Regions from separate parts of the Mus musculus genome. Here regions 2, 3 and 4 are each linked to region 1. Evidence: chromatin loops called from intact Hi-C (ENCODE). Cell type or tissue: heart. All regions are shown on one strand. Links, peaks and the distances in the headings refer to the core of each region. The heading gives the core; the rest is flanking DNA. Region 1 holds the start of Itprid2 (ITPR interacting domain containing 2). Region 2 holds the start of Dnajc10 (DnaJ heat shock protein family (Hsp40) member C10). Region 3 overlaps Ppp1r1c (protein phosphatase 1, regulatory inhibitor subunit 1C). Region 4 has its middle 17 kb from the start of Gm39867.

Region 1 (5,623 bases), core at 313-5,312:
GCATTCAGCTTCAACTACGCTGCTCAATGCCAATTACAAACGCAAGCAAATCCCTAAGCAAGGTGGTCCTGTGAAATTCAGTGCTTTTGAGACTGGAGTTGAAGAAGAATCACCAGCAAGTACCATATGGGCCCTGACAGAACTTCAATTTTAGGGTTTTGCAAACATTTCACATTTGTATCATTAAAAATCTTTTTTTCCCTCCTGGTAGCTCTTTCCTTAGTTGGGCCCAAACACTACAGTGGCCTGTGTCCACAGCTGCCCATGCTATTCTTCACTGACAGAAAATGGCAAGTAGGCAGAACGTAACTGGACTTCTTCAAAAGCAGTTCTCTACTTCTGGACACCTCCCTCCAAATCCCACCAGAATCTTCTACTGCTTCTTAGACATTGTGTCAAGTCATTTGGTTAGTAAATAAATCAATATAGTTATCAGAATAAAGACTCCACTGGAAAAGAAAAAACATGACATCTTTACCCTGAATATGGATAGCAATGAGGAAACAGTATTGCAGAATTTACCAAGGAAGGAAAATGTCTTTCAGATCATCTATCTGCATACAATATACAAATTATGTTAATGATCATCTCAGGTACACACAAAAACTACTTGTACATTGAATAGGGGTAAGTACATGAACAAGAAAGAAATCTACGACAGGTTTCCTTAGATAATTATATAATCTGTGCACATTAAGTTTAGCAATGATACTTCTGGAATTTTCTGGACCAGTCCTGAGTCCTGGTCAGTGTTAGCATTAGACTACTTCATTTATCTAAAAACTGTTTTTATTTTCCATCTCCTTGATATGATTTCTTCTACAATCTCAATTCCTATATATCATTTTTGAAATGTGATTTTTCTCTTGTTCTTACATTTGAAAAAGAAAAATCCTTCGACTATCCCCTTGAGATAAAAACGCTAGAAATTTTAAGACCTGTTTTCAGTGTAAGCCAATAACATATTAAGGAGTGGATTTTAAATGAGACCAAGATGTAAACTTTAAAGTCCTGAATAAACGCAAGGACAGACTACTCCGTTCCCTCCTTGATGTGGAAACGTCAGAGATGCTGCTTTGTAAGTTCTCTCCTAGAAAGTTCTGAAGATGTACATTTAAAAATCTCAGCCTTCTAATCTAACACTGTTTGATGGCGAGCCCCTGGCACACAGTATAGTACTGTGCTTTGTAAAGGCCATATTCTTGTCATCTGAAAATCAAGGGGTTAAAAGAGGCTGATGGTTAACCTAAAGATGTCTTGAAGCAATGTATTTGCCTCTGTGCATCTTTAAAAGGAATGCCTATACATCCCATAATATTTCAGACGAGTCTATGATGCCTAAGTAAAATTCTGCAGCTAACAATCAGTATGGCTCCAGTTATGAACTAAGACAGAGACAGCTATTGGTCTTTACAGGGAAAAAAAAAAAAAATAATTCCATATGTGAGTAGCTTTCAAAAAGAAACAGAAAAAAAAAAAAAAACCAACAACCAAATAATCCCTAGGATAAACATAATTTGCGAAAACAATAATATGCCCAGAAGCAAATGCCAACCAAAGTTTAAAAGTTATAGTCTTCACACACAAGGTTTTTCAAAGAGCAAATAAACTGGGGGAAAAAATAGAAGTAAAACACATTTTACTTTAGTCAAATTTACTTGTAATAAAACCCATCTCCTCTGTATTTTATCAAACATTTTTGTGCAGGTTGCCAAAGTATGTAACTAAACAGACTCATAAAGTATGAATGCCTTCAAAGCTCCATTTCCTTCTGCGAATTCCAATGCCATCTGACAAAACCCTGTCCCAGGACTTAAACTCCAAGGAGCAAGTTGGCTAGTTTTAATAGGTCCCCAGAGAGACCTAAGGCACACAACACAAATTAAACCCCAGTTAGTGTAGCTAAGTAAATTAAACTCGTCTATAACACGTTTGAAAGGAAAATGATTCTATGCCAGATATGCAGATGCCAAAATAAAGAAAAATAAAAGGTTCTGTGAAACATCAAAATTATTTCAAGAGAAAGCACGACCAGCCAAAGTAGCATCACTGTGACCTGTTTTAGTTTCTGATCTGCTGCTGACATCATGCCCGGACTGCTGAAGTCGTCAACTCGGTCACCAAATAATCAGCGGCCACAGCACTTCCAGTTCTAATCGCTTCTAGAAGGAAGCTATCGGCCGGCTCACTTTCCGGTTCCTAGCTTACAGTGACCACGGGACCCAGAGACGAAGTCGAACCCCCTCGCTTCTCCCCCAGGCAACCCCCGCTTTACTTACCGGCAGTCTTTGAGCCATATCGCGATCTTCTCGTTGGGCACGTTTCCTGCGGGAGTAGAGCGAAGGGACAGCTCGTTAAAGACCCCAAACATAAGTACTCAGAGGCTGTGCCATCCTGACACTCCCTTGCAGGAGAATCTGCCCTGGCAACCCGTAGCCTCCGAGAGCCTTCCCGGCGCCCGACCCAGGGGAGCCAGCCGGCAGCCAGGTGCACATGCTGGAGCTGAAGCGCGGGTCACGCGCGCATTTAAAGTTCGGGGGCGTCCGGTCCCCGCGCCCGGTGGCACGGAGCACGCCACCTCCCTGATCGCACGTCCCTGTCCCGCGCACCGACCTCGCCCCGCGGGTGCCGGCAGCTTCGTGCCTGGGAGGTCCTCCTCGTCGTCCTCGTCCTCGTCCTGCGTCGTCGTCTCTGTGGACAGATCCTCGGTCTCCGACGCCTGCCAGGAGCTGCGGCACTTGGCCCAGGCCTTCCTCCTGCGACTCGCCACTTGCCACTCCAGTTCCTCCTCCGCCTCCGCCGACAGGGGTCGGTTCATGGCCGCGCCGGGGGCTCCGCGGGCCCAGCCCGAGCCTGCGCGGGACACAGCGGCGGCTGCGGGGACCCCCGCCGCTGCTGTCAGCGCCCAGCCGGGCAGGGGGCCCGGGGGAGCCAGAGCGGGCGCCGCAGGAGGAGGGGACAGGGAGGGGGGGAGGGAAGGAAGGGAGGGAGGGGCGGAGGGCCGGCGCTTCACGTGAACCCGGCCTGGCGGGGCGCAGGAGCGCGAGTGGCTCCGGCAAGCCGGGTAGGCGCCGAGCGCCCGCCCGGCCCGGTCCCGCCTACTCTAAGACCCCGCCCTGCCCCCTTTCTAGCCACGCCCCCGCTAATGCACAGTCCAGCCTCTCGCAGCTGTGCGCCACGCCCACGACGGAGGCCACGCCCTCTTCCGGTGGCGGTCTTGCCGGGAGGTGAGGACGAGAGTTGGGGCGGGGCACGTCCTGACGGGCTAGGAGCCGAACCGCCCCTTCGCGGTGGCCTCAGGAAAGAGCCAGATTTGTTTGTTTGTTTGCTTTACAGCTTTTCCTTCTCTCAACTCCTCTCTCGTCCAGAAATAGAGGTAAAGTGCCAAGGCCAAGTCTCATAAAACGCCCCCGCGTGCAAACAAGTGACTGGGCTGCTGAGACTTAATCAGTGTAGGATGCCTACAGGATTGGGCAAGGATGAAAGAGACGTGAGATTGTACTGTCAGCTTGTCAAAGCTTACCTTGGTGTTGCTCGCACATTTTGAGAAACCTGTGTGTCCTGGTTATGTGAGGTATGAAAATCCAGTGAGAAAAAAGTGGGTATGTCACATTGAAGCTGCAGACAAAAAAAAAAAAAAAAGGAAGTGAAGAAAGCGACCTGGGAGTATAAAGAAAGCTAACTGCTTGGATTTGGGACTTAGAAGATGTAACAAGAAGCAGGTCATGCCAAGCTTCTGAAACAATTCTTAAATCCCAGCTTCCTCCGTCCCCTTTATCATACTTGTATTTCCTATGAGGAAAAAAAGATTAAAATTCTATCCAGATTGAGACAAAGTGTTACATATCAAACAGTGAATGTCCTAAACCATCTACAGACAATATAGAAAGCTTCCAACATTTTATTGAACTCTGCAAGCAAAGTGAGAATAGTTTTTTGCTTTGGTCTATTTTTATGCTTTTTCTTGACTAAAAAGGACATTTTTACATAAATAATATTTTAAGGAAGAAATTTTCCACTTGAAATAGATATTTGCAGTTCATAAAAGTCCAAGTTAAGTGTGCATTCATAAATGAAGGAAATAGTTTTTGGAACACAGAATGTAGTGTCCTTGAGATGAGATGGAACCTAGTTTCTTGTGCAGGCCTTTGCACATAATCTATTCATCTTTAAAGTAGCACAGGGACCTTCCTGTCTTTGGTCCTTACTTCTTTCTAGCATGGTCCATATGTTTGATAGTTCCCAATATATCATTAATCATTGATAGAAACAACAACTCCTGATGGTTTATCAATATCCCCAAGACCAATTCCAAAATCCAAGCTGGCTTCCCGGAGCCATCCCAGCATTATCATGGCCCTCCTGCACTTACAGTGAACTGTAAGGGGAGCTACAAGGATGGTACCAGCAACTCAGTGACTTGACCTTTCACTGGTAAGGGATCATTTAGTTATTAATATGTCTTAGACTTTCAGGAGCTCTATATTAAGGATGAAGGTACCTCTTTCATATCCTTCCAATGCAGCTGCCTGTGGAATATGAGACAGATGAAAAGAAAGTGCCTAAAGAAGTGTTGGTGTGGTTGGTCAAAGGCTGTAGAGGACACTGGCTCCAGTAGTTTTATCCAGGGCCCTGTTGGATTCTGTCCCATCCATTTGCTGTCTCCAACTTCCACTCTGACACATCCATGTGCTGTGGCTGGTTCTCTGTCCTTGCTTTTTAAATCATTCCTGTTCTGTCTACTGCCTGCATGAACCAGCTGATCCGGGATGTCTTCACTCTGTGGCTCCCCCAGTCATGATCACATCCTATTTACAGTTCCTTGATGTACAACAGAATGTACACGCTGTTCATTGAGGGGAATGGATTAAGCAGTAAATAATATGATCAGATCCAGACAATATGTTTAGTTTACCAGCCACTTTGTAAACATGAGAGATTATGGACCATATTTTCATATCTTTCATGTATCCACAATACAATGCTGAGTCTACATAGAATACTGCCTACTCTTGAGGCAAGATGTCCGTTGCTATTGTTCTTCTTTAAATGAGACAAACTCGGGTTTTGTCTGCTTTGCGTTTTTTCTCCAATGCTTATTTTTTTTTAATTAGCTTTGCTTGTACTTTTAGAGAACAAAGAATTCTGGGGAAAGGCAGTAATGAAGTATGGCTTCTAATTTATAGGTCATTCAATCACAGTCAAAGAAAAAGGGAAGTAAGCCCAGAAAGTATAATTAGAGTATAGCAACTATAAACTCTGAATTAAGAATATTGTCTCATTTGTTGATGCTTATGAAGAAGAGAAATATAGTTATATTAATGGACAATTTAACCTAACAAGGTAGAGTGGAAAGAGGAAGGCTTTTGGTATCAGACTAAAGTTGAATGTTTTCCTTCTATTTTTACACATAACTGATCTCTCTGGATATCATTTTCTTCGTATGTGAAACTGCAATCATAACTACCTTACCAAGTTACTGCAAGGGTTTTAAAAACTGAAGTAGGTATTTATTAGGGCCATTGCAGTTATTATGTTGAAAAACACAAAAATAAGTCGATTTCATATGGAGGAATATTCTAATACTAATGAATAGCTTCTTCTATTTCCATTTTTATGTAAA
Region 2 (5,623 bases), core at 249-5,248, 680 kb before region 1:
GCTGTCACATCTGCAGGACACTTGAATTCTGAGGGCAGATTTGTCTCTATGGGTTCATCACCCACTTGAGTGTGAACACCACTTCACAGACAAGACTTGGGGGTTAGTGTCTCTACTTCTGCTGTAAATCAGTTTACAGAGAAGAGGTAACTATGTATCTGATGCCAACAAAATCATTGTACTTGGCTTCTCCTGGTTTTACTTTAACAGATGAACTGGGTTTCAGGTGGTGGGGATCGAACCCCTGAGTCGTGTGCCTGCTGTGTAAGGGCGCTACTTCTGAATTACATCTACAGTTCCCAAATTACAATTTCCGACAGTATGCTTAAGCATTTCACTGATTTAAAAAGAGTGAAAACCCGCTTTTCCCAGAGGGTTGTACTTTTTTACATAACCGTTTAAGCACATCAGTATAAATATCCCGATATTTAAAAGAGAAAGTTTGCCTACCGGGTTTTTATCAGGATGTAACTTCAGTGCTAATTTCTTAAAGGCTTGTCTTATTTCTCTACTGCTTGCAGTTTTCGACACTCCAAGTAAACTGTAAAAATTCTGATCTGTGCCCACCACAACGACCACGTACAGTATCAGAAGACAGAGACTGATCCTCTTCAAGTCTCTGATAAAGTCATCTTTGTTTAACCAGACTCCCATTCTCTTTCTTATGAAAGTTCTGACTTATGTGAACATTAAGATACAATGCTGGGTCCGGTGGTTAAAATAGACACACGTGAGAATCTCTGTCCACATAACTTCAAGGGTCAATCAAGCATCTCGGGAACACAGCTCAGAAATGTTAACCTAAAGAGAGCAAACCAGGCAGTTAAAATACTTTTCAGACTTAACATTTATAGCATGATTTGTCAAGCGACACAGCCAGTAATACAGTTTCCACACTGAAGGTCACATCCCTGTGAATAGCTTTGAACCCCTATTCTCCAGGACCCTCCCTTGCCCCTGTATTCAGGTAGGCATGTTTGTAAAATCACTGATAGCAGGAAAAAGGTAATGAGTAGTAGTAGCTAGCTAGCTTTCAAGAAAAACACAGGCACACATATGCGAGAGAAAGAGAGAGAGAGAGAGAGAGAGAGAGAGAGAGAGAGAGATGGGGGAGGGAGGGAGGGACAGAGACAGAGATACTGAGAGAGACAGGGACAGAGACACAAAGGCTCTGGTCAATATGATGCTACCAGGATAAGACTCAGCAGTATTTCTTTTCTCTCCCAGCACGCTGCCCTTTCTAATACCTCCTCCCTTTCAGCTCCTTCCACGCCTGGAAAGCTTATCAAGTTCCTTTTTTAAATCTAATCTCATTTGTAGAGAATGCCTTCGAGGGAAAAACAAGGAAGCATGAAGCTTTTCCAAGAGGGTTGTACTTTTTTACATAACCGTTTAAGAACATCAGTATAAAAATAGATAACTTAAAAAAGCAGGCCACACAAGTTCTCTAAAGTGTTAGCACCAAGAGAAGATATTTTATAATAATTGCAAATCAATGCAATTTCACTGTAAAGCTCCTGTCTGGAGTAAAAACTAGGAAAACAAAGAGCACCAGGCATTGCTTGAGGGTAAAACCCTAACATTTAACCTTACAGCTAAACTAGTCCTCTTTAATATCTTCAAATGCTTTGGGGGAAAAAAAAAAGATCTAACTTCCCTAACCTCCTCAGTTTCAGCTCTCTTCCCTTAAGTCCGGATATGTTTCTAAGTATTTCTCCTTACCTGGGAACAGGCCTCACCTCACGTCTAACTCCCTTTTTTCACCCGCCTCCCCTAATAGCCCTTTGTAAAATATACTGACAGTAAAACAGAAATACCCAGACTGACAACCATCAGGAAGGAAAACAAATGAAGAACAAATCTCAACAAAGGCGACTTTGGGATAAGGTGTCCCTCGGCTTAGGGTGGGTTCAGGCAAAGCCTGGGAATAACTGAACAGCCTGGGGCCAGTGAGGCTGCAGGTAAACGCAGTGTTAATGAGGGATGCTGCCACCGCTCCAGAGCGGGATCGGGGAGAGGCGAAAGACAGAGGGTACGGGGCTGGCAAGGGTGCGCCTTGAGGTCCCAGGTCGGACCAGGGAGAGAGACCCCGAGTTAGAAAGTGCGAGCAGAAGGGGGCTCGCAGAGGTGGGGTGGAGGGGGCCGTGAAAACCCGGCGCAATGGGGGCACCGAGGCGGTGGGATGGGTCTGGCGTCCTCCCTCCCTGATGCCCCCGCAGTGCGTGGAGCCCGGCCCGCGCCCACCTCGGCGTCCTCAGCTACTGCCCCATCCTCAGGTCGCCGAGCTCCGGACCCGGCAGGACCGGACGCTGCCTGCGAACGCGCGCAGCAGCAATTCTGCCGCTCCCGTCGCGCCGGCGGGGCGGGGCCTGGCGCGGGGCATTGTGGGAAAGGCGTGGGCGAAGGCCGACGGGTGGCCAGCAGGGAGGGACGGGTGGGACCGCCGAGGCTGACGTGGCCTTCTGTGTGGCTGCGGCGGTGGCTGCGGGTCCCGCTCCTAGCCAGAGATAGGGAAGCATCCCGCAGCGCGGCCCACAGGCATCTTGCGGCCGTAGTCAACCGCTGGCGGAAGGAAGGGTGTGAAGCCCGCCTTTTCCGGTCCCGTTGCCAGGGCGACGGGAAAACCCGGGTGGAGAGATCCGGCTCTCTGGAGGTTTGGTTAAAGGGTGGGTATCCTTGAAAGGGCAGATTTGGCAGAAAGTGGAGAACTTGTCTGAATTGACCCCGTTGCCAGGGACCGGACAGAATAATTAAAGTTTTCTAGAAATAAAATTGTTTACAACTTTTATGTATCAACAAATATGAAGCGTTCTACAGGATTTCTGGATTTGTGAATCTGCCTTCTGATCCTCTCCTTTACTGGATTTGTTACAGAAACTGCAGTGTTTGAGTCATGACACTTTGACCGTTGAAGTAGACACATTAAAGTCCCTGAAAGAGGAAGTGATGGAAGCTGGTGGTAGTGATTTGAAATAAGTAGAAATTGATAGTGAGTCTTTGGGTAGTTAACCAGATGTCAGTTAATAATTTTATGGCTGTAGGACCTGTTGCTAAACCAACATATTGTAGGAAAGAAGCGGAAGTATAACGAACAAAGGCAGAAATATCAGAAAGAGCCTGAAGTAGCAGCTGTTAACCTGTACCAGGAACTGGCCGAAGTACACACGCGTTAACTCAGCCCTAAAATATTCTCGGGAGATACAGCTGATTATCATACACATGTCAAAATGGAAAATAAATGGGTAACTAAAAATTGAGGAAAATAAGATTAACACTTAAACAACCTAGTTCATTATGCCACGGTGATCCAAAACTCCTTAGAAAAAAATCTAAAAGCAAAACAGAGAACTGAAGAATCAAGTGGAAACTAATAGGTTTTTGTTACCATAGTGAATACATTTCAACTTATATTTTTAGATGGTAAGGAAGCTTCTTAAAGCTTTATTGTAAAGGACTGGAGTTGCATCTTACATAGTTTGCAACTCCTGAAGGGAGGATTCAAAGGAGATGCTTAGGAAAGGAAAAGCAGAGAAAACACAGACACACAGGCAGCATGCCACAAGTAATTTAAAGCAGTGTGTAAAACATTTTCTCTTCTCTGGGATATGTACTGGTGGGTAACAAGAGCAAAGACTTTCTGCTCCTAATAAATTGGATGATAGAGGGACACATTAGCCTGTTAGTTATTCAAATATATCTGTAATTAGGAAGGAAAAAATATGAAACACAGATCACAGTAAGACCAAAAGGTAGAAACGACCATCCAACAGCTTTCAGCTCATTTTAAGAGGTTTTATGGCTCAGTGGTTAAGATTACTGGCTGCTCTTCCAGAAGACAGAGTTCAATTCCCAACACCCACATGGCAGCCCACAACTATCTGTAACAGCAGTTCCAGAGGCTCTGGCACTCTTGCACAGACATGTAGGCAGAACACCAATGTGCATAAAAATAAACAAATCTTTAAAAATAAACTTAAAAGTCCTCCCCCTTTTCAATGGGAAGCTGAAGAAGAGTTTTAAGTGATGAAATGTTTTATGTAAGGATGACTTTGCTTAATTTGAAATGATCTTAAAGTTACAAGGAATTAAATGTTGTAGTACAAAAAAATTGTTTTTCTCAAAAGTTTGGGAGTAAGTTGACTTCTCCCATGACCCCCCCCACCCCCCAAAACTAGTGTGTGTTTTTTTCACAGATGGGATGCTTTCTTTTAAAAGTACAACCTTCGAATATGGGAAGTTTCTGTGAACACATTATCAGTGTCTAGTCCACAAATGTCAGATTCCGGTTTTTCCAATTATCAGTAAGACTTCCCAGTATGAGGATCTAGTAAGGAGCTATTTTTCTTTTTTTCTGTTTAGCACAATCGTGTTTTAGACTTCCTTAATGAGAAATGTTTATCCAGTTTTCCCAGATTTCAAGGTCTTAAACTTGTATAGAATTCAGGCCAGTTGTGTTATAGATACTATAGATAGATCCTATTTTTATGTGACTGAGGATTCTTCATGATTTGATTTAGTTGTGTTCATTTGACAGACATGTAACAAATGGCATTGTATTCTCACTGTCTTATCTGATGGTCTCAAATTTTTGTTTCTCCCATTGTTGGTAGTGGTAAATAACTTGAATAGGAGGATTTTTGTGATTTTTTTCCATGTAAGTTACATTTTACTTTTAATAAGATGTCCTTTGTAGGGAGCTACTTGGAGAAATAAATTCTTCTTGTTAAGCTTTCGATTTATTTATTGTATTTTTGTGGATTCATAGATTCCTGTTTTATAAAATTGATCAAACCTGTTACTCTCTTTTACTTAGAAATTTAAGTAGTTTTATATCTGGCCAGTTGAAACTCTTAAAAAATTTTTTTTGTGCCATCTTGCCAATCTTACCATTCTCTAAGCTTAGATGCTTTTGTACACAGTAGGATTTTCTAGGGTCATTCTGGGCTCTTCCTGCTTTGGTACTGACAGGAGCTGTTTCTCCAAGAAGTCTTGATTACTTTGAAGATGATATTTGATTACAAGATCTAAGGCTTGCTCCTTAGTACTGTAGCACTCATTGCTTCTTAGTGGAGAGGCAGTGACCATATGTTCACACACATATATTCATGGTTATGTTTACAAAACTATTAGAGGCCATATGTTCATATACACAAATATTCATGTTTGTGTGCATAAAATTATCATGTTACACCAATACTTCCAATGCTCAATGCATTTCTATGTGATACAGAATGTATTCATTCTATATAATTTTTCCCTTTGCAAATCTGTAGCCTTTTTTTGCTGATGGTGAAAGCATGTTTTCCCTTGTTCTTGAGATCTCTACTCATTTGCTTCTCCATGTTACACATTTCCCACTACTCTTTTTGGCCCTCCCTTCTTATAACCAGCTTGGAATCCCTACTACATTCTGATTGACTCCCTTGACAGATGTTCTACTCAATCCATTCAGGTCTAACCTGGGTTAGGCTACAATTTCACAATGACACTTTCTTCACAAGAGGGATACTTCCTTTTAATTTTTAGTTCCATCTGGGGAACTAAGTATCACTCAAGATTCAGTATGTTTCTTCTGTAGACATTTTTTGTGTACAATAGAAAGTATACAGTAGAAAGAAATAAA
Region 3 (5,623 bases), core at 143-5,142, 140 kb before region 1:
GGGTTGGGATCATCTGCAGGGACTACCTGGGCACCTAGGTTTCAGATTTTAAGCCTCCTGAAGTATAAGGAAAAAAAAGTTGCCTTTTAAGTCCTGGGTTGGTGACAATTCTCAATGCAACCCTAGGAAGCTCATACCAAGTTTTCATTTTTTGTAGATGAATCATAAATATCAGGGCAGTGAAACCAGACAGGGCATCCAACAGCATTCTCAAGGTCAGAGAATTAAATGGTGCTGGAACTCAAACAGAGATTGTCCGGCTTTAGCTTTTTAGACTTAGCCCCTACCTATACTGTCTCTATTATGATTTCTTTTAATTGCCTGATAATAAAGAGTGACATAACACGTGTTGGGGAACTAGAGAGCACCAAGGCACCTTGTCCCTCTAAACACATACAATGTCAAGTTCAAACCACTTCGATAATAAAACCACGGTGTATTATCTTGATAAAACCTAATATAACAAAACCAACGTTTTCTCTCTAAGTAGCAACAGAGAGCTAACAGAGACACGGGTCTATTTGGAATAATTCTGTGGGAGATACTGTTTATCCATCTTCTTTTATGGTTTTATTTAAGGGTTGGGGCCTGATAATTCTTGTGGAGAGCCGTGAGCAATCGCCATTACAAGATGGCGCTGGCTTCCTCAGTGCCTAACTAGTAAACAAGCAATGTGCGCAGGTGCTGAGGTAAATTCGTGCCAAGTCACTGCCCATCTCAGGACGTAGCAGTAGGGTGATGAGTGAGCAGCTAATCAGGAGCTGACACGTCACAAGGAGGGGTACCTAAGCAGCTCCTTTTTCCGGGATCGGGGTCTTCCTGAGAAGTAAGCAATAAAGCTTTGCCGTAGAAGGATCTGGTTGTCCGAGTGTGTTTTGCTGGCGAAACGTTACAAGGACAAATTCTGCATGTAGGGGTTACTCTAATTTGAATCTTTTAATTTTCAAGATTGATTTTTATGTGTATGGGTGTTGTATCTGCATTTGTATCTGTGCACAACATGTGTGCCGCGCCTGCAGAAGCTGGAATGCATTGGAGTCCCTAGAACTGAAGTTGCAGAAGGCTGTGAACTGCCCCATGGGTCTTGGGAATCAAACCCAGGTCCTATGGAAAAGCACCAGTGTTCTTTGTTTGTTTTGTTTTTTGTTTTTTGTTTTTTGAGACAGGGTTTCTCTGTATAGCCCTGGCTGTCCTGGAACTCACTTTGTAGACCAGGCTGGTCTCGAACTCAGAAGTCTGCCTGCCTCTGCCTCCCGAGTGCTGTGATTAAAGGTGTGCGACACCACCGCCTGGCTTCAGTGTTCTCGAGTCATGTCTCTAACACCCCACTCCCCAGATATTTTCTTTATACCAAAAATAAATAAATTTTGATTATGTAACGGGAGTAGTCACGTGCTGACTTTTTACAAGGAGTTTCTATGGGTGAGCGTGTTGCATGGCCATGCAGAGTGTTGGGCAGGAAATTAGCTTTCAGTCTGAGTCTCTGTGAAACCTAGTCTTCCCAGGAATGGTGGAAAGTGCAGTTAGCATGCCTATGCTGCTTGCCAGGTCTGCACTATTTTGTTAGTTCATTATGACTCCCTTTAAACTAGTTTCTCCTCGTTAAAGAAATAAATGAGAAACTTGGTTGGAGTTGGTGAGGGATATGTTGCTTAAAGATTACACATATTAGAACCGTCAAGGCTCAATTTTCTCTTACTCCATTCTCTTTTTGTGACCTTCGCAAGTGAAGACCACCATCATTGTCTTAAAGAAGAAATGAACAGGAAGTTAGTTAGTTTGAAAAAGACCATCCCAGGTTTGTGTGCTATTCCTTTGTACAGAATAAAGGTAGCTTCAGACTTGAGAATAATGCCCTAGTATGTGACAGTCCAGAGAGTTTCAAGGGTAAGAAGCTGATAGTGAAGCTGGCTTTGGTTAGGGTTAGTCAGGAAACAAACAAACAAACAAACAAAAACCATAAAAATAAATAACCTGCCTACCATGTCTAGACCCTGTTTGGGTTTTAGTTTCTAAGCAAAGCAATATCCAATCGGCATACAAAATAGTTGGAAGGTAAAAGATACAGAGAGAGTGTGTCTCACAATATAAGGACACCAAAACTAAAGAACTCCTTCTGCTGACTATTCATTTAGTGTAAGCCCATTTTGTGCTGAAAAGAATACATTTTGTTCTGATTTCTTAAGCACTACTTTCCAAGAGAACGTCTGAAATCTTAAGTACCAGCAGAGGGCGCTCTCCTCACAAGCTCTTCGTTCTTCACATGCTATGAGAACTTTGTGTAAAACCCTTCAGGTCTCATTGCCAGTGAATAAAACACAGAGTCGTGGCCCCTTGTTCCTGGAGTGTTTATATAAGAGACCAAAACATTCCCGGGAGATCTGTTGGCCAATTACCAGGGTGCAGAGGAACAGTATTCATCCAGCACACACTGGAACACACACTGGAGAGGCTCCAAGGGATCTGCTCAAGTTAATGAGTAATTATGCAATTATGTGAAAATATACACACACAAACACACACATATGTATATATATATATATATATATATATATATATATATATATATATATATATGTGTGTGTGTGTGTGTATATATATATATATTTATAATAAGTATATATGCACACATATAGATACATATATAAACTCAGGGATCAGAAAGGATTAAAATACCTGTCTATAAACTAGGAATGTGTATACAAAAAGCAAAGACCTCCAAAGATTCAACAAAATTACTTCATCCTAGTAAAATGAAAGTACACTTTTAGAGTTGACAACAGGCTCTGCAATATTTCCTTTTCCAATATTTCTAAAACTAAATTCAATCTATCGATAATTAAAACTGATGCTCATTAAAATCAAAACTTTTAGAGCTTTCTCCCTGTCAGCTTTGAGATCTGGGAACATGTATCTTAATTTTTAAAAAGTCACATAAGAACTTGAAACGTCCTGATACTCTAAAGCAGGCAGCCTGGGCCTGGAAAGGGGGATCAACCAATAAAATGATTGCCACACAAACGTAAGGATCTGAATTTCATTCTGAAAGACACACAAAAATATCCAGGAGTGGTGTACATGCCTGTAATCCCAGTGTTGAGGAGGAAGAGACAAGCTCGTTAGCTAGCTACTCTAGTTTCATCAGTAAGCCCCAGGCTAATAAGAAAATAAGGTACACAGAGACCTGATGGAGAAATACATTCTTAAGTTCATAGGTACACACACACACACACACACACACACACACACACACACGCACACACACTCACGCACAGTGGTATAATGTAAAGTCTACACTATCTAAACCTTGAAGCATTGCCTGACTTCAGTTGTTGTTGTTGTTGTTGTTGTTGTTGTTGTTGCAGCCATGAAATTTAATCTAGTTCTTACACACATAGGTTTCATTTCTGGCTTGACTTCAACTTAGAAGATTTTCTTAAGTTTACATTACGTCTAGGAAACAAAGCTCACATGTTAGGGCTTGAATCTGAAGCACCCCCCACAGGTTTACACGTTTAAACACTTGATTCCCAGCTGGTATTGATACTTTGGAAGGTGGCAGAATCTTTGGCTTGTGAGACCTGGCTGTCGGACACTAGGAGTGGGCTTAGAGGTTGTAGCTCAGTCCTGGTTTTGGTTCAGTATGTCCTTCCTTCCTTTCTTCCTCCCTCCCTCCCTCCCTCCCTCCCTCCCTCCCTCCCTCCCTCCCTCCCTCCCTCCCTCCCTCCCTCTCTCCCTTCCTTCCTTCCTGTCTATCTGTCAGTCTGTGTGCCACAGCAATAAGACCATCTGCAGCCAGTTCCTGCTATCATGGACAGAACCAGTCCGGCTGCCAGGTCTTGCTTGCTGAAGTGCATGGTACCCTCGAAACTACAAGCCACTAAGTTGTTTTTGCAAGGTATTTGGTCCTAACAATGAAAAAAAAATAACTAATATAGCAAGTAATTATGGAAGATTAATTAAATCATAACTAAAGGACCCTTTCTCTGCCACCTTTTAAGAAAATCCAAGAGAAAAGTGGTTTTTTGTTGTTTTCACAATTTTTTAGAATGAATAGCATTGGTACAAAGGAATCTATAGACATCCACTTTTTCTAATAGGCTAAGAACATTTGCCAAATGAATCTCTCTCCCACATCTCTTCATGTTAGTATTTACAGGTGTGTTTTTAAAGACCCGAGTTACCTAATAGCAGGGGAGGAAATGGAACGTTGAAGAAAATATCATAAGCAAGATGCTACAGGCACACAGAATTGTGAAAGATCAATAGAGAAATATTTTGAAAGAAATATTTCACAAGTGCTAATTAATTTATTGTGTAGAGGGGCAATTACCTAAGGGAATAGTGTTAGGACTAGAAGATGTGAGGTGACCTTATTAAACATCAGGACTCGAAGCATGAAAGAAAATCCGTGTTGGAAATTACAGATCCAAGATCCCTTCCTTCCAATTCCTTGCCGTGATTTTTACATATTGTGTGTTCAATAACATCAAAGGCATTAATAGGTACTATTATGATTTTGAGAGAAAAATTCAAAGCTGTGAGTGGTGGCATGTGCCTGAAACCCCAGCACTAGGGAAGCCATGACAGGAGGATAGCAAGTGCAACCTCGCTCTATAGCCAAGCTAGTCTTGGTAGGATGTAAATCAGTCAAGAAGAAAAGAACAGGGGAAAGATGGGAGGGAGGCACAAAAGAGAAGGGGGGGATATGATGTAAACAAATAGAAGGGGAAGGGACCTCTTATTCTGTTTTATCCTAGATCAAAATCCGTGATTTCTAGAAATTTTGGAGATGCTGGAAACTTTCTCCAAAGATTCACACCAATTCCCACAGAGGTAGACTTTGCAAGTCAAATAGCAATATAACAAATAATATAAATTAGAAACCTAAATTCATCTAAAAATGAAGTATGTTTTAAATTAAATTACAAAACATTGTGGCTGGGTATTTTGTTGTTGTTGTTGTCTATTCAAAAATGCTATTTTAATAAAATGTAACCACTATCCTGTTGTAATGTTCAAGACATGAAATATGTTTATTTTTCTAAGAACTGCTAGAAACTGAGACAAAACCCAGAATTTCTTTGTCACTAAATGAGCCTCAAAGGAAAACCTCTTGCATATTTGAAGCAGGGTGCCCAGACTGTGGTGTTTCACAGGCCTAATAGGTAACAAGAATTTAAAGCTGGGCGACATACTTTCCCCAGATGTGATGGCACAGAGCAGTTATTGTTGCTATACTAACTACGTTCTAGAGTACCTCATAAGAAAACCTAGCAATGTGGTTGTGTGTGGCAATAATAGTGGTTTAACTTGGCTGAAGATCCCCCCACTCTCAATGAAAAGCCATCTATGGCTTCAAGACTAATCCCTTGACAGTGCAAACCAGATGAACTTCTTTGTAAGGATCTTGATGTATCCACTCCTTCCTTTAAACTTCAGAGTGTTTAAGGAAAACTTCTGTGTGAAGGAAGTAAAGAAAAATGCAGGAAGATTTGGTGAGATTTTACCATGTTCCTGATGTCCCCAACCTGTTTAGAATACCAGGGTATGAACAGAACTGTAGGTGGCTTTTGCTTTCATTTCACATCTTAACCCAGTGTCTGCTGTAGAAGATCAAGAG
Region 4 (5,623 bases), core at 160-5,159, 69 kb after region 1:
GGACTTCTATAACCTGCTTTTAGATGTAGGAGCTCTGTTGTCTATATCACATGGGAATGGGCTCCACAATTCCGCATTTTGATTGGGTTTTGGTTTCCATCTGTTGCAAAGGGAAGTTTCCTTGATGACCGGTTAGGATTGCACTTAGCTGTGGATATAAGGAGTGTTTAAAATGTAGTTAGAGATTATGCTGGTTTAGTACGGTGACAGTTGTAGGTTGTCCTTCAGTGGCTTCATTAGCCCTGGGTAGTTGGCTATGGTTCCCTCTTGTTGAGTGGGTCTTAAGTCTAATTAGAAGCTGCCGATTACTATCAACAACACAACTCCTGTGTCTAAGGCTCAGGGATCACTGCAGAGAAGTGGGTGGAAAGACTGTGGGAACCAGAGGAGCAGGAAGTTTGCTCTGAGATTATGTCTCCTACTAATGTAAGAAGCTGCACCGATGAGGTCTCACCTAACATGAGCTGAGCAAGGATGACACCAATAGACATGCTAATGTGGAAGGGAGAACATACAGGAGGCCACAGCCCTACACAAATAACTACAGGCAGCACAGAAATGCAGGGAGCTGGAAAAATAGTTTTCCCCAGGGGAAATGTTGTCCATTGCCAAATGGTAAGTAAAAAGATATACATACCAATAACAGTGTATTTACAGACTGAGCAGGTTGGTTTTATGTAGTTAGAAATATATATTCTCTATCTGTCTATCTATCTATCTATCTATCTATCTATCTATCTATCTATCTATCTATCTATCATCTATCTATCTATCTATCTCAATTAAAGAAAAAGAGGCCATGAATTTTGAAGAGCAAGATGAGGGTTACATTGAAGGGTTGGAGGAAGGAAAGGAAAGAAAGGAAAATTATGTAATTGAATTATAATCTCAAAAAAGGTTTTTAAATGATTTCACATAAATTTTAGAAGAACCTGCTTTGGTTTCTTAGGAAAGCCAAGGTTAGCAGCAAAGTTTCAGACAGTATAGGATCAGAATTAATAAAATTAAAAATAGGAAAAGATATGGAGGGTCATGTCTCTACTTTATATTTTATATTTTTCCATGTCTAAAAATTTTATAAAGCATTAAATATTTTTAAAGCTGATACTTGTCCTTGTCTCTGTTTTATACCTATATTATTTTCAGGTAATATTTTTCCATATAAAATAGGGAAATGAATCAAGAAACAGAGGCATTTTCCTTTTCCTCAAAATTTTCCATTCTCTTGAATGGCATCAAATGTATCTTGAAAATATATTTTGGGTTAAATAACAGCCCAAAAGGAGGAAATGCTGTCTGGACCATGAGCTGGAATGGCAGAACTCTGAAGCAGGCCCAAATGAAGCCCCCCTCCTTCCTTTAGCCCTCTACCTCTGAGGACACCTCTGTGAGGTCTGGAGTAGATAGAATATGTGTGGGTTCTAAGTCCTGTGGCTGTTGCCCTTGTACAGACAAGAAGTGAATTCAGGTTTCCTTCAGTGCATGGGGCTGATGGTATAGATGAGGGGAAGGAAAAGCAGGTCATGTACTCTTTTCTACCATGTCCCATAATCTATATTGTGTGCATTATTCACGGATAATCATGAAGATGAGGATCCTTGAGCTTTCCAGGCTAATACCAATAGGAAGTCTAAGTGATTGTGCAATTATGATTTCAAAAGTATTTCTGACTCCTTTCAGACCCAGCTGAGAGAAGCATGGCTATAATTAGAGTGCATGCCTTCACCTCTGCTGACAAGGTCCTTGTCTGACCTGTTGTCCTTAGCTGGGCTCACTATTCATGGAGGAATCTTGGCTCTCTAAAAAGTCTTTGAAATGTAAATTCCGTGGGCATTGGAGTACAAATAGTACTTAGCATGGCATAAACTCATTAGTAGTTTTTCTTTGCATGGGTGTATGGGTGTTTGTGGGTGCACATACATACGCACCTGTGCATGTATGTACATGCAAATACATATGTATGCATATATGGAGAGAGCAGAGGTTGATGACTGTCTTCCTCAACCATTATCTATTTATTTACGGAGGCAGGATTGCTCTTTTGAACCGGGTGCTCACTATTTCACAGTGTAGCTAGTCACTGAGGATCCCCTGTCCTTGCATCTCAAGTTCTGAGGTTACAGGCAAGCCACCGCCACTGAGCCTGTCACTTACATGGGTGCAGGATTTGACCTCAGTTCCTTGTGACTGTATGACAGACACTTTGCACAATGAACTATCTCCCAATCCCCCTTTTCAAGTGAGTTTGCTTATTTGTTTTTGTTTGTTTCAATTCTTTATTTTGTCTTGAGAGAATCTACCTATGCCAGGCACTGAGATGTTCTCCTTTTTTTTTTTTTTCTATTTTCAACATAATTCATTGTTCCCCAAAGATCCACCAAGTAGATAATGTCACTGTTTTAAAACACAAGAAACTGTTTCAGAACTGTTAAGACTTTGCCCAAGGCCACAATGCTACATGAGTACATAACAGTAACAATTTAAGCTTTGTGGGCCACTGGGAAACCATTCTCTTTCAATTACAACATTTCTGCTTCAAACAGGAGCCTCACCCGCACCCTGGCCCCCAACACAAAGGAATCAAACAGAGACCAGAGTAGCAGGAACTTTAGTGGCTGCCTGCAAGACAAAAGAGGCAAGTTTACCAGGTTGTCAAGCATGGCTAGCTCAGCTAGATACTGAAGAAGATTGCTAGGGTTCACCTCATTGTTTCTATAGTCCTGAGGATTTTTTTTTTTTTTTTTTTTACTCCCAGAGTTCCCTTTGAGGCGAACCTGAGCTATGCACTTCTCACTCACTTTGTGAGCTCTGGAAACTGAGCGGAACTCCTCCCCTGCTGGCTGCCCACTGCTACCAGCCTTTCCCACACCCTAGATAATGAAGGGAGATAATAAAGCCTTCAAATAGAAATTTCCAGATTATGAGTCATGGCTTACTCAGACTTTGTTACAGAGAACCTGGAAGCCTTTAAAATGGACTGTTGATATTGGCACTGCTAGCTCCCTTTACTGCTATCAAGAAATAAGTTACATGACTAATTAGCTTGATAAATTGCCTCTGGAATGAGTATATTGAGAATAGCCAATATTAGGGGATCTAATGCTTAATATATGCTCTTTAATAATGCTTGTTTGTATAAATAAGTACTTATTTCCTTGAACAATGTTTCACTATTAATAGTTCCTCAATAAATATCTGCTACATTGTATTAAACAGACATATTAATAAAAGTTAATGTTATTGTCAGGTATTATGAGCTAAACATTGTATTAAGAGCCTTATGGAGATTATTTTTGCTTTCTTTTTGAGTGTGTGTATATGTGTGTGTAGACATATGCAGGTACTTAATGTAAATTCATAAACATACATTACATGACTGATTTTGTATATGATACACAATAAAAAATATCTTATACCTAGTAAGCACATAAGTATAGGTTTAATGAAGCAAAATATATGATAACCATAAATGTCATCATGACTCCCTAACATTAGTTATTATTTTTATATATACTTCATAGAGATAATTTCTAAAACAAATTATTATTATGAGTTATACTAAGACATATAGTATGTAGTTATCAAGAAAATGTCTTGCTATAGTTACTTACATAAGATATTACATACTGCTTTATAATATATTAGCATAATTCTATATAATTCTTACATATATATAACAGAAATAGTTATATAACCTAATTAGGCCTGGCCGGCAAGTATATAAAATTATATAATGCTTATGAAGTATAGCTCCTATTAATCTAAGCTACCCTATAAATTACTGATATTTACTATAACTAAGTTGAGATTTTAGATTAGACTGGGATGTAAGTCAATGGTAGAACATTTGTCCAGTGTGCACAAGGCCCTATGTTCAGTGTCCACTGAAAAGGAGAATGGTTCTAGGCAGTTACATGGTTTGTTTAGGAGAAAAAAAAAAATCTTGTTTGGTGTTGCCAGCACTGTTTAAAGGTGTGCTCTTCCAGGGCAGTGAGTTGGCTCAGTAGATAAAGGTTCATGCTGCCAAATCTGAAAACCTCGGTTCATCCCTGGAACCCATGTGATGGAAGGAAAGAACTGATTCCCATAAAGAATGGACCTCCACGTGCTATGGCAAGTGTATGCCTATAGATACACACACACACACACACACACACACACACACACACACACACACACACACACACACAAAGGAACAAGAATGTGTTCAGAATGAAGAAATTCTATGTATTAATGTAGATCCAAAGGAGAGGTTTTGGAAGTTTGGTAAGTACCTTTTGTTCCTATGAAAATGAACAAAAGGACTAGATTCCTTTGTCTTGCATATTTCCTTTTTGCATATAGATCCAATGCATGAAACCAGTGACTGTAGCTAAAAAGATGCTCTGAGGGGAGAGTGACTAACAAAAATGCCAAGAAATGGGGCTGGGGAAACTGGATTCAGCCAACCCAAGGCTGCACAAATCTTGACTTCGAAGAACAATGAGTTTTCTCAAGGCTTAGTCCTAGAGACCTAACACAAGCCTCTGCTGGAACTTCTTAGAGTGAAAATTCTACAACCTTCCGGAACATCAGAGACAGGATGGGGTTGAACAAGTCAGGCTTTGGCAATTCTGATATAGGCTGACTTTGGGAACCACTCATCTAATCCAGTTTGAGTCATATTTATCTTAATCCATCCAAAAAATGATTTAAATGTCGCAACAAGATTTGTAAATAAACACAGTGATAAAATTAATGAGAAAGATCACTGCCTAATATACTCAAATTGAGTCATGATAACTTGAAGTGAAAAAGCTAAGGAAGGAAACCATTGCGGTGCAGAGTGAGCAGCTTAAAGATCATGGAGACACACAAAGGCTTTGGACGCAACCTGACAGGGTTCTTATTCTACTTTCTATGCATTACAGGGACAGTGGAGAAAACCATTTTAGTTCCTTCCTTAGTGACATATGGTAGTGATTAGTGCTGTTTAGTGCATTAAGTTAGTAAGTGGAGGGTAATTAGAACTTTCTCCATTGTATCTGAATTACTCAGTAAATCAGTGATGATAATGATTATATGTATATACACACACACACACACACACACACACACACACATATATATATATATATATATATATATATATATATATATATATATATATATATATATATATATGCGCAAAACATTCACTTCCTCAGAGAGATCAAAGAAACAAACCACGCCTGACTAGGCTGACCACATTAATAGTCTCTCAATAAGTGGAAATGTTGGTGCCAAATTACTCTCACAATGGCATTGTGTTCAAGTTATTTTATTATGAAATTTATGACTCATTAAATGGTTTGGTTAAAAGGTACAAACAACAATAATTTTATGTAAACACACATAAAAATAAGACTGGAAAACAAAAGACTACATGTTCACAACTTAATTGTGATATGCATGCATTTTATACAATAAAATTATAGTTTATTCTTCACATATTCTGTCTCTTTAAAAAATCATTGTTAATGAAGCTTAATGTCTAGAAAAGCATGGAGACTCAGACAATCGCCACGTATTTATATGTAATGGCTATCAGTATTATATCATTTATCCTTCAGCTCCAAAAACATAGGTTTCTGTTGTTCCTATT

What was found. Peaks named below come from ENCODE experiments on the same cell type or tissue, not always from the same donor. Only the 100,000 strongest peaks of a DNase experiment are listed, where the experiment ranks them.
Region 2: it touches region 1 in a loop (2.7-fold over the local background); 2 of 42 quality-filtered maps call a loop at or near these places.
Region 3: a loop joins it to region 1, with 3.0 times the contacts of the local background. A loop is called at or near these places in 13 of 42 quality-filtered maps.
Region 4: a loop joins it to region 1, with 2.1 times the contacts of the local background. A loop is called at or near these places in 5 of 42 quality-filtered maps.

What each region holds. Positions count from the first base shown.
Region 1 is chr2:79,632,735-79,638,357 of GRCm38, reverse strand. Itprid2 (ITPR interacting domain containing 2) reads right to left here and starts at 2,933. Exons shown (of 18, transcript NM_080558.4): 1 at 2,614-2,933; 2 at 2,280-2,325. The coding sequence starts at 2,818. It overlaps Gm46751 (a long non-coding RNA gene), which reads left to right and starts at 3,296. Exons shown (of 2, transcript XR_001783386.2): 1 at 3,296-3,376. In heart, for the core only: CTCF peaks have their summits at 2,792 and 3,292; DNase peaks (open chromatin) are centred at 2,237, 2,737 and 3,087; H3K4me3 peaks cover 2,366 bases; H3K27ac peaks cover 2,005 bases.
Region 2 is chr2:80,312,427-80,318,049 of GRCm38, reverse strand. Dnajc10 (DnaJ heat shock protein family (Hsp40) member C10) reads right to left here and starts at 2,584. Exons shown (of 23, transcript NM_024181.2): 1 at 2,245-2,584; 2 at 451-801. The coding sequence starts at 654. In heart, for the core only: a CTCF peak has its summit at 2,477; a DNase peak (open chromatin) is centred at 2,519; H3K4me3 peaks cover 2,133 bases; H3K27ac peaks cover 1,632 bases.
Region 3 is chr2:79,771,265-79,776,887 of GRCm38, reverse strand. All of the region lies in intron 4 of Ppp1r1c (protein phosphatase 1, regulatory inhibitor subunit 1C), which reads right to left. Among named protein-coding and RNA genes, the nearest start is that of Ppp1r1c, 66 kb to the right of the region's middle. In heart, for the core only: a CTCF peak has its summit at 2,215 (motif pointing right); a DNase peak (open chromatin) is centred at 2,347.
Region 4 is chr2:79,563,743-79,569,365 of GRCm38, reverse strand. No RefSeq gene overlaps it. Among named protein-coding and RNA genes, the nearest start is that of Gm39867, 17 kb to the right of the region's middle. In heart, for the core only: a CTCF peak has its summit at 2,839; no DNase peak of the experiment used is centred there; H3K27ac peaks cover 2,161 bases.